Linked DNA regions of Homo sapiens: region 1 is linked to region 2. Evidence: chromatin loops called from intact Hi-C (ENCODE). Cell type or tissue: GM12878. All regions are shown on one strand. Each heading gives the region's core, and the rest is flanking DNA. Links, peaks and the distances in the headings are about the cores only.

Region 1 (4,000 bases), core at 1-4,000, 250 kb after region 2:
GATACTACTCCCAATATTGCCGGGCTGTTCACATCTCCAGTGACATTTTTCCTAATATCTAGGGGAGAGACAATTATATGACAGCAAAGGTCGCAGGGTCTGCACATCCCTTCCTGATATTGTTCCTAATATCCAGGGGGGAAGAGGATGATATAAAATATGAAAGGGGGTGTACACCCCCCACCCCTACGATATTGTTCTTAATCTTCATGAGGGGAGACGATGATATTACTCCAAATATCGCAGGGGTTGTTGACACCCCCCTGTGATATTGTCTCTGATATCCGGGGGGGAGAAAATCTTATTACTTCCAATATTGCAGGTGGTGTATACCCCACCTGAAATATGGCACCGAATATCCAAAGAGGGAGAGGATGGTATTAATACCAATATCGAAGTGTGTGTACAAGCCCCTTGTGATATGGTTTTTAATATCCAGTGGGCGGGAGGATGATATTAGTCCCAACATCCCAGAGGGTGTACACCACCCCTGTGATACTGTCCCTAACTTCCAGACGGGAGAGGATGATATCACTCCCAATATCTCACAAGTTGTACATCCCCCGTGATATTGTTCATCATATCCAGGGAGGCAAAGGATGACATTCCATTGAATTTCACGACAGGCGTACATGCACAGTGTGATATTGTTCCTAATATCCAAGAAGGGAGAGGATGATATTACTCCCAATAAAGCAGTGGGTGTACATTACCCCTGTGTTATTGTCTCTAATATCCGGGGCCGGGGGAGGTGGGGAGAGGATAACATTCCCTCAAATTTAGCAGGTGGTTTGACGCCCCTTGTGGTGCTGTTTTAAATATCCAGCGGGGAAGACAATAGTATAGCACTATTTTTGATAGTCCGATTCATCCACTCCACCTTTCCGGAACTCTGAGGCTGGGAGGCGGCATGCAGTTTCCGTGTGATCCCCAATACCTTTGCCGTCTTCTGTACCATGGCAGCCAAAAACGCAGGCCCGTTATGTGAGCCGATCCGTAAGGGCAGTCGAAATCTAGGAATCAGATCTGGAAGAAGCACAGGGGTTTCTTGGCCAGCTTTCTCAGTTCGTGTTGGATAGGCCTCCACCCACCCAGAGTAGGTACACCCAAGAACTAGTGAATACTTGTTACCTCCACACTTTGGCATCTCTCTGAAGTCTACCTGGAGATCTCCAAAGGGGGCTGCTCCATAAGCTTGTATGCTGGGCGGAACGGCTGGACCTTGCCTCACATTATGCTGTCGGCAGGTAACACACCGCTGCCTCACCGTTTTGGCAAGGGCTGACAAATGCGAGGTGTAGAAATACCGGCCTAACAACTTTTCCAGTGACTCCTGACCTACATGGGTGGTTTCTTGCACAGCCAGTACAACTGCAGCTCCTAGCAACTGTGGCACAGCTACTCTCCCATCTGGTAACCGAATCCATCCTTCCTCCATCACTTGTCCTTCCCTCTACCTGGAGACAGTCCTTTTCTTCTTTAGAAGAAGTAGGTAGGTCCAAGATCAGGTGTTTGAGGGAGCACTGATGCCCGGAAGAGGGCAGATGCTGCTTTTCGAGCCTCTGAGTCAGCGTGGGAATTCCCCAAACCCAGCAAGGTGGAAGCTCGCTGGTGTCCTCTGCAATGCATAACTGCCACCTTGTGGGGTTTCCATACTGCTTCTCATAATTGCAAGATTTCTCGTTGATATTTTCTGTCTTTTCCCCCAGAGTTCAATAGGCCCTTTTCTTTCTATCACGCTCCATGCACTTGAAGGATTAAAAAGACATACCGAGAATCAGTGTAAATGTTGACAGTCTCACCTTCACTGAGTTCTAAGGCCCCAATGAAAGCAATGAGTTCAGCTTTCTGGGCTGCAGTGGCCTGGGGCAACGATCTGGCTTCAACAACAGTGTCCAGGGTTACCACTGCACACCCTGCACCTCTCTCTCCTTGGGGGTTGAAGAAGCTGTTCCCATCCACGTATAGTTCCCAGTCTACTGATGCCCAAGGCTGGTCCCGGAGGTCAGGTCTGCTAGAGTCAACTGAGTCCAACACTTCTACACAATCAGGCTCGACAGGGCTCTCTGATACCAGGAGCAAGGTGGCAGGGTGTAGAGTGTTACAAACTTCAATGGTTATACAGGGATTTTCACAGAGCAAAGTTTGGCACTTGGTGAGTCTGGCATTCATTAGTCAATGATGTCCTTTAGTATTCATTGAAGTCACCACAGCATGGGGGGCCTTTATGTTCAGGTTTTGCCTAAGAGTCAGCTTATTTGCTTCTTGGACTAGCAGGGCAGTTGCTGCCAAGGCCCTCAAACAGGGGGGCCATCCTTTAGAAACCCCGTCTACTTGTTTAGAGAGGTAGGCCACCAGCCTCAGCCAGGGCCCCACACTTTGGGTTAAAAGTCCAGCTGCCATCTTTTCTCTCTCTCAAGCATACAATGGAAAAGGCTTTGTCAGATCGGGTAGCCCCAGGGCTGGGGCTGCCAGAAGTTGTTCCTTTAACTCATGAAAGACTTGCTGTTGTTGGGATCCCCATTCCAAAGGTTCCCGGTCCCTGCCCCCTTTGTGACCTCCTACAAAGGCTTGGCTAATACTGCAAAGTTTGGGATCCACAGTCTGCAAAACCCCACAGCTCCTAAGAATTCTCTCACCTGCCTTCTGCCTTTAGGCTCGGGTAGATTGCAAATGACCTGCTTTCTTTCTTATCCCGGCCTCCGTTCCGACCCCTGTCGGATAGTAAATCCCAAGTAAGGTACCTGCTGTCGGCAGATCTGAGCTTTCTTCTTGGACACCTTATACCCACAGTCCTCCAGGTGCCGGTGTAGGGCATCTGTTCCCTTGGTGCACCCGACTGCCGTGGGGTGTCCCAGCAGAAGGTCATCAACCTACTGGAGCAACATGCAGCCTAGGTCTCTGGTGGGAAACTTCTGGAGGTCTTGAGCCAACGCCTCCCCGAAGATGGTGGGGGAGTTCTTGAACCCTTGGGGAAGCCCGGTCCAAGTGTACACTACTCAGTGTACTGACACCTGACTCCGGATCTTCCCACTGAAAGGCAAATAGCTTCTGCCTCTCAGGGGCTAATCTGATAGGAAAGAAAGCATCTTTCAGGTCCAAGCAGGTGAACCAGCTGTCCTCAGCTGGCAGCAACCCCAACAATGTGGATGGGTTAGGTACTGTTGGATGTAAAGTCAGTGTAGCTTGATTAAGCAAGCGCAAATCCTGTACCGGCCGGTAGTCCTTGGTCCGTGGCTTGGGAACAGGCAGGAGGGGAGTGTTCCATGGAGACTGACAAGGAACAATAATTCCAAAAGTTCTTAGGTGCTCGAGACGGACCTGGATACCTTGAAGAGCTTCTCTGGGGACCGGGTCCTGTTTTTGCCTAACCGGCTGGGCCCCAGTATTAACTGGCCAATCCCAGAGGGATGTCTTCCACCCGTACTCTTGACCACCGCTAAGCCAGAGCTGGTCTTCTCTCTTGACCCGGCTCAGTTAAGAAAAGTCTCCATTCCTCCTCTCGGGGGACCGTAAGGGTCATAATGACTCCCGTTCCGGGTACCTTTAGCAGCAAAGAGCCGTGCTCTGTCAAAGAGATAGTGGCTCTCAGCTTGCTGAGCAAGTCCCTTCCCAAAAAGGGCAAGGGACAGTCAGGCATGTACCAAAACTGATGAATGACTTTACGTCCTCCTACAGTACAAGTCCGAGACAAGCAGAAAGCTTGCTTTGCTGAAACCCCCGTGGCTCCGATGACGTCAATAGTCTTTTTGGATAAGGGGCCGACCAGGGCGGTTACTAGCGAATGTTCAGCACCGCTACCTACAAGAAAATCAATGTCTCTACCCCCGACTGTCATTCTGACCAGAGGCTCTTTGGGGACGCTTGAGCCCGGTCTCCCTCAGTCCAATAACCCTTCTGCCAGGTTGAGCAGGGCCCCTTCCTCCCTGTCCGGGGCCTCCTGCTCTGAGTCACCTTGTTTTCTTTTGAGCTGAGGGCATTTGTTCTTCCACTGTCCTGT
Region 2 (8,076 bases), core at 2,110-6,109:
ACAAACAGCTCTACAAAATTAAAAATATGATGATCATAATGAAATACTGAATAGAAGGGTTAGGAAGATAGCTGAAAAAAATCATCCAGAGAAAGTGAAAAAAAAACAAAAAAATGAAAAATAGAAGAGATGATAAGAAAATTAAAGGATCAATCCAGGTGGTCTAAAATCCAACTAAAGAAAAAGAGAACAGAATAAATGGAAAGGAATAAATTATTAAAGTAAATTTCATCAAACTAGGGGAAAAAGCGGGGGGAGGTCCTCAGGTTAAAACGGCCCACCAAGTGCAGAGCACAAGAAATGAAAAAAGAATCACACCAGTGAATATGACACAAAATCACAAACTTTCAGAAAACCAGAGAGACTATACTAAAAAGCTTTCAGAAAGGGAAAACAACCCATATAAAAAGAAACAGGAAACTTAATTATATCAGATTTCTTAACAGCAACACTAACAGCAGACACACTAGAATTAAACCTTTAAAATGCTGAGGAAAAACTTAGACTTTAAAATCAGCCAAACTGTAATTCAAATGCAAGGGTAGAATAAAGACATTTTTAAGACATGCAAGGACTTAGAACATTTATCTTTTCTTAGAAAGTAACTGGACTAATTGTTTCAGCAAAATGAAGAAAACCAGATTCATGATCTAGATAACAGAAGGTCCAAATCAGGAGAAAGGTGAAGGAAAGTCCCAGGACTATAGCTATGCAAACCTAGACAACTCTATCTTCTAGGTCTTCTATTCAGAGTTCATTTTGACTATCATATTTTTAATTTCATAGAGCTCTTTCTTGTTGTCTTATGGTTTCTTTTCATAGCGACCTGTTCTTATTTTGTAGGTGCAATCTCTTTTGTTATCTCTTTAAATACATTAATCTTTAGGTTTGTTACAAACTTAGAACCAGACCAGATTAGAGTATGAAGAATGGAAGCTATAGGAAGGAAGTTTAAGGAAAAAATGGCATTGGTAAATCCTTACATTTGTTGGCCCATTTGATGGCACTGCAGCATTTGGAAAAAATTAACCACGGGATGAAAGAAAATTAGGTAAATTAGTTTATCATTTGGCTCAAAGGCTAGTCATGTTTACCTGGTCATAATAATATAAAACCTAACTACTAATTTAACAAAAAATTATGACAGAATCTAAATTGGGAGGATGGAAGAAGGATACAGAAGAAAGAGAGAATAAAGAGTTAAATCCTCACTTTATCAATTCTTAATTTATAAAAAAGTAATACCTAAACTATTTAAGTCAAGAAGTGGTTATAAAGTATACTTTTTCAGAAAGACAAAGGTAAATACTAGAAGAAAAAGTTAAAGGACTTCAAAGTGTTTGCCTTCAAGGAGAGAAACAGAGTAAAAAGAAATTAACAAGTGTCTGGTATTTTTGTGGTAAATCTTCAAGAACTGCTTTATTTGTTCAATCATGTACATGTATTACTTTGATTTTAAAGTAAAAATTTTAAAATAATTTAATTATTTAGCCTAGAAGGTTTTACAACCCCTTATCTCATGCTTAAGCACTCTAAGTGATTCCTTTTTCACACAGCAAGAGTGTTGTACCCAATACCCCAACCACAAAGAAAACTCTTTGTCTCTTCAAGGTCCATCTTTTCTGTTTTCTCTTTTTTTTGAGACAGAGACTCACTCTGTCACCCAGGCTGGAGTACACTGGCGCGATCTCAGCTCACTGCAAACTCCACCTCTCAGGTTCAGACGATTCTCCTGCCTCAGCCTCCCGAGTAGCTGAGTAGCTGGGACTACAGGCATGCACTACCACGCCCAGCCAATTTTTGTATTTTTAGTAGAGACGGGGTTTCACCGTGTTGGCCAGGTTGGTCTTGAACGCCTTACCTCAGGTGACCCGCCCACCTAGACCTCCCAAAGTGTTGAGATTACAGGCATTAGCCACCACCGCACGGCCATCCTCTTTTCTTTCATTCTCTTTCTTTGCTAATTACTTTTCAGGGGAAAAACAAACAAACAAACAAAAAAAACACCTTTCATTGAGGATGTTCTCTGTATTGGTAAGAAAAGATCTCTCAGATACATTTTCAAGTGGAAAAAGCAATGGAAGAAAACTGCAAATACATATAAGAAGGGGAAATGTAAACTTGTTTTCACTTTTATACATATAAAATATCCTGGGAGGTGAAGTAATAAACTAATAATAATGATTACCCAGCATGCAACTTGTCAGAATGAGAATTGAGAAGCCGAGAAACAGGCAAAAGATAGAGACTTTACATTGTATACCTTTTTAAACTTTTTAATTTTTAACCCTGTGAAATTATCGTCTACCCAAATAATTTTTATTAAAAAAATTTAAGTCATTTCTTTATCTTAATCAAAATTAAAATATTTTCAAAAACTTGGGAAATAACGAAAATAAAGAAATGATACTCCAAAGATCCCACCTGCCCAGAAGCAGGGGAAACAAGATACTTTACTGATTCAAGCTGTGAATCCTGTTACCCAAGTGAACCTTGGTATAGATCTCAAACTGTAAATTTTTGCACATGTAAGTCAGAAGTGAGGGGATTTAACCTTCATACCAAAACCACAGCTCTTACATGAATGCAGTAAGGAAAATGTTGAGGCCTTGGAGAGAGGGGGGGAAAAATATTTTAGTAATGGCACATTACTGAGAGATGACAGAAAGACTCAAGTTATCAAAACCTTCTAATTGAAAGCCATTTTTAAAAATCACAGCATTTAATGTTAGTGGTCATAATATTATAATATTCAAAATTACTAAAGCATTTTATCATCACATCCATTTCTTGAAGGAGATAATGTCATAATATTAATAGTTTCTGGTGGGGCTGACATTTCAACGGAGAAAAAAAATAAAATTTTAATACAACCTATAAGCCATCCCATCCACCCACATATACCTACCCAGAATTGCACATTTGACACTATTAGCACCATTCCAAATTTAGAACCTGGGCACGTGGTTGTGGATGAAAGCAAACCTAAGCAAATTTGGGAAAAAATAATCCTTCAAAACTGATGACCGAAAACAAAATAAGAAAGGTCAAAACTTATTATTTAGGAAATAGAAGTGTCAATGTACATTCAAATGTTTACCCTGAAATGGAAAATTATTTTGGATGAAATATAGCAATACCGTACAATTTACCAAATCATAATGAACCCAAGGCATTTTTTAAACGAGCAATCTCCAACAAATTCCTTAAACCATTCTATTCCCGTAAATCAGCACTAAATAAGTTTTCCTTGCCACCAAAAAACGTCCCCAGAGGCAAAAGGTATGGAAGTACTACATTTCATAGCTCCCCTTCCTCGAAGACACAAAATTAAATACAAAGACACTAAGAATCCCGACCCAAATCCTTTAAGCATATGTAAAAGATCTACAGAAAGGCTAAATTGGGGGTGCTTTTTGGTTTTACAAGACAATTCACAGTAACACTGGCAATTTTAAAAGGGTGCATTTAAAGTACTTAAGCTTCCCCTAATTACTGAATAAAATAGGTCAGCATTTGTATTTCCCAACATCCTATTAAGAATAATTACAGTAGTCTACCATTCCTCTATATGCCTTCATTTTTTAAAAAATCCATAATCTTCCAATCCTCAGAATTCTGGCCGCAGAGGATAACTTACAGCACCTCTTTCTCAAGCCAGCAATCCCTTTTCCTAGTCCTTATGGGGTAAGAAACAGGCACTCCTTTCCCTTCAAACTAACCCAGGGGCCTGGGAAAGGGCAAAGCAAGCTGAAACAATGTCACCAGAACTTGGACCTAGAAACCAGAGCCAAGAAGGATGACATAACACTAGAGCGTTCCGCTTCTGCAAAATGTCTATCATTCTCTCCACTGCCTGCTCTCAGCAGCTCACACAAACGCCACAAAGATTGGGAGAAGGCAGTACAGCACTAGTATTCATTTGTATCAAGAAAGAGCAATTCACTTCATTACTCCGAGCGTCCGTTGTAGCCTGCTCCATCCAGAGGACCGGAGGCAGACTCAAGCAAGAAGGATGAAAAGAAAGAGCTGATGCTGCTATGAAGTGACCCCCTAGATGGGGACGTGAGCAGTGTCCCTTGTGACTCTTGGAACATCCAAATCGCTGCAATAAACAGCCGGGCCAGCAGGACAGCCTCTCCCACGCTGGGGACAGCCCGGAGCCCGCAGCCTAGTGGCTGACTTTCCTTCCGCTAAGTGGATGGGCGCCGGGGGGCGTTATTTACACCATTCCAAAATCTGGAACCTGGGGGTGTAGTTGTGGGTGAAAGAACGCCTAAGCAAAGTGGAAAAAAAATCCTTGAAAATTGATTCAAAACACAGAGCGTGGCTACTTTATTCTTCTGTAGTATGAGAAATTTCTTTTTCTTTTTCTTTTTTAGGACCACTGCAGCGGGATCTTGCAGTAGGGGAGAGAGAGTGGATTAACTCCCTGAGAAATTTCTCTCATGAAAGAAATCTATTACCATACAATAAGAAGCTCAAGATTTATTATTTAGGGGGGTAAAGGGGTCAATGTTGCGTTCATATGACTACTCTGACATCAAAAACTATTTTTGGATGAGATAGAGCATATTATGCAATTCTACAATGTATTTTTTTTTTTACAAGAGTAATCTTTAAAAAGAACTGGAGCTGGTCCAAGCGATTTCACCGACACAGAAGCCACGTTGTGCCCCCTCAATCCACCGCTCCCAGATACCCTGCAGTGTGAGGGATCATTCAAGAACCGCCGTCTCCCCAGACCCGCGTGCACAGCGCGGCGCGTCCACTGAGCCGGTCTAGGCTCGCAGGAGGCGCTGCCACTGCGAGGCCGAAACGAGTGTCCCGGAAAACGCCGGCCCGGCCAGGCGTTCTGCCGCTATTCGCTGACCGACTGGCACACCAGCCCATGCAACTTAGCGCTAAAGACCGGTAGCCTGGGGAATGACATTCACGGGGGGAATCCGAACCCCATTCCCGCGACGCGGGGACGCCAACGTGCGACGCCCTGCCGGCCCGCCCCTTCCTGCCCACCCACTGCCAACTGCCCCAGAGCACGGGCGAGAGCGCGGCATATAGGGCAAAGGCAGAGCTCACCGCTTCAGCGAGTCCAAAACCTGCGGTGCCCCGGCAGTCGCGGAATCCGGGCTCTGCGCGGCAGCCTGGGCTGCCGCCGGGGTGGTATTCCCGGCAGGAACGCCGTCCCGGGGCATCGCAGACGGCGCGCGCGGCTCTCTACGCGCCTCACACGCCTTGCACGCCGCCGCTTGAGCCTCAAGGCGCAGGACTCCGTGCGGCGGGACCCGCCCACCCCCGAGGCCAGCCAATGGACGCGGAGCGCGGGAAGCCGGGGGCGGGGCCCAGCTCCTCCCCTGCAGCCGAGCAACGCAGCAGGCTCCGCGGTCCTGCGCTCGCGCCCGCCCCACCAGGAGCGGTCTGGGATTGGGGGAGCACATTCCTCAAATAGAAGGTCTGTGAGGCCTAAGGTGTTCGGCACGCGCTGCTGCTTTTGCGGGAGTCTTTCTGTCCTTTTTAAGACTAATAATTTCTTCGCCTGCTGTTTACAGAACACCTATTTAGGGCCAGCCACAGTGCTTGGGGACACATGGAAATAGGAAAAAGCTTCCACTTAGAGGATCTCCCAGTCATTCCGGTGGATGAGCAGATATGAAAACAGGTAATTAGGGGAGCCCACATAAGGCACATTCCAACGTCAAAAAACGTGTAGGGGTGGCGCCTGCCTGTGGTCCCAGGATGAACCTGTTTTGGATTAGGACACACCCCAGAGGACAACTTCGCTATTTCTGTGTCCACCTCACCTAAACCTGGCAAAGCAGGCACACGGGGAGGAGTCCAGACAGGTGACAGGAAACTATTTTCTGATTTAAGGAACACGGAAAAAGGAACAAGGGAAAAAGTGAGAAAAACTTGGGAGGCTGAGGCAGGAGGCTGAGGCGGGAGGCTGCAATGAGCCATGATCGCACCACTTCACTCCAGCCCGGTGTCTTAAAAAAAAAAAAAGCCTTGTTGTGATATGGGGCAGGGTGTGGGGCACGAGGAGATTTCGGCCAGAGGACAACTAAGAGATTTGTTACCCTGGAATTCTGGTGGCCGTTATTCGCAATGGAGAACAATGCACGTTCATTTTCTTTTTTTCTTCAACTTTTAAGTTCAGGAGTACATGTGCAGAACGTGCAGGTTTGTTATATCGATATACATGTGCCATGGTGGTTTGCTGCACCTACCAACCCATCGTCTAGGTTTTAAGCCCTGCATGCATTAGGTATTTGTCCTAATGCTCTCCCTCCCCTTGCCCCCCACCCCCCCAACAGATCCCAGTGTGTGTTGTTCCCCTCCCTGTGCCCATGTGTTCTCAATATTCAACTCCCACTTATGAGCGAGAACATACAGTGCTTGGTTTTCTGTTCCTGTGTTAGTTTGCTGAGGATGATGACTTCCAGCTTCATCCATGTCCCTGCAAAGGATATGATCTCATTCTTTTTTATGGTTGCATAGTATTCCATGGTGTATATGTTACCACATTTTCTTTATCCGGTCTATCATCGATAGGCATTTGGATTGGTTCCATGTCTTTGCTATTGTAAATAATGCTGCAGTAAACATACGTGTGCATGTGTCTTTATAGCAGAATGACTTATATTCCTTTGGGTATATACCCAGTAATGGGATTGTGAGTCAAATGGTATTTCTGGTTCTAGATCCTTGAGGAGTTGCCACACTGTCTTCCACAATGGCTGAACTAATTTACATTCCCACCAACAGTGTTGTGTGATCTTATTTCTGAGTTCTTTATTCTGGCCCATTGGTCTATGTGTCTGTTCTTGTACCAGTACCATGCTGTTTTGGTTACTGTAGCCTTGTAGTACAGTTTGAAGTCAGCTAATGTGATGCCTCCAGCTTTTTTTTTTTTTTTTTTTTTTTTTTTGCTTAGGATTGTCTTGGCTATTTGGGCTCTTTTGGTTCTGTATGAATGTTAAATAGTTTTTCTAATTCTGTGAAGAATGTCAATGGTAGTTTAATGGGAGTAGGGCAGTATGGCCTTTTTCACAATATTGATTCTTCCTATCCATGAGCATGGAATGTTTCTCCATTTGTTTGTGTCCTCTCTGATTTCTTTGAGCATTGGTTTGCAGTTCTCCTTGAAGAGGTCCTTCACTTCCCTTGTTAGCTGTATTCCTAGGTATTTTATTCTTTTTGTAGCAATTGTGAATGGGAGTTCATTTATGATTTGGCTCTCAGCTTGCCTGTTATGGGTGTATAGGAATGCTATCAATTTTTGCACATTGATTTTGTATCCTGAGACTTTGCTGAAGTTGCTTATCAGCTTAAGAAACTTTGGGGCTGAGACAATGGGGTTTTCTAGATATAGGATCATATCATCTGCAAACAAAGATAATTTGATTTCCTCTCTTCCTATTTGAATACTCCTTATTTCTTTCTCTTGCCTAACTGACCTGGCCAGAACTTCCAAAACTATGTTGAATAGGAGTGGTGAGAGAGGGCAGCTTGTCTTGTGCTGCTTTTCAAGGGAATGCTTCCAGCTTTTGCCCATTCGGTAGGGTATTGGCCATGGGTTTGTCATATATGGCTCTTATTATTTTGAGGTGTTTCTTCAATACCTAGTTTATTGAGAGTTTTTAACATGAAGGAATGTTGAATTTTATCAAAGGTCTTTCTGCGTGTAGTTTTCGTCTTTAGTTCTGTTTATGTGTTGAATCACATTTATTGTTTTTTGTATGTTGGACCAACCTTGCATCCCAGGGATGAAGCCTACTTGATCGTTGTGGATAAGCTATTTGAAGTGCTGCTGAATTCAGTTTGCTAGTTTTTTTTGTTTTGTTTTGTTTTGTTTTGTTTTGTTTTGTTTTGGAGAAAGAGTCTTGCTCTGTCACCGAGGCTGGAGTGCAGTGATGCAATCTCAGCTCACTGCAGCCTCCACCTCCCAGGTTCAAGCGATTCTCCTGCTTCATCCTCCTGAGTAGCTGGGATGACAGACGTGCACCACCATGTATGACTAATTTTTTGCATTTTTAGTGGAGATGGGGTTTTGCCATGTTGGCCAGGCTGGTCTGG

The links. Peaks named below come from ENCODE experiments on the same cell type or tissue, not always from the same donor. Only the 100,000 strongest peaks of a DNase experiment are listed, where the experiment ranks them.
Region 1: a loop joins it to region 2, with 3 times the contacts of the local background. A loop is called at or near these places in 2 of 110 quality-filtered maps.

What each region holds. Positions count from the first base shown.
Region 1 is chr2:71,021,332-71,025,331 of GRCh38, reverse strand. It overlaps the pseudogene OR7E91P. Among named protein-coding and RNA genes, the nearest start is that of TEX261, 28 kb to the right of the region's middle. In GM12878, for the core only: a CTCF peak has its summit at 1,557 (motif pointing right); a DNase peak (open chromatin) is centred at 1,571.
Region 2 is chr2:71,273,758-71,281,833 of GRCh38, reverse strand. It overlaps LOC105374797 (a long non-coding RNA gene), which reads left to right and starts at 5,019. Exons shown (of 3, transcript XR_940233.2): 1 at 5,019-5,452; 2 at 5,550-5,659. RefSeq lists an enhancer at 3,885-3,994 and a silencer at 5,196-5,435. In GM12878, for the core only: a CTCF peak has its summit at 4,199; DNase peaks (open chromatin) are centred at 5,023 and 5,273; H3K4me3 peaks cover 2,499 bases.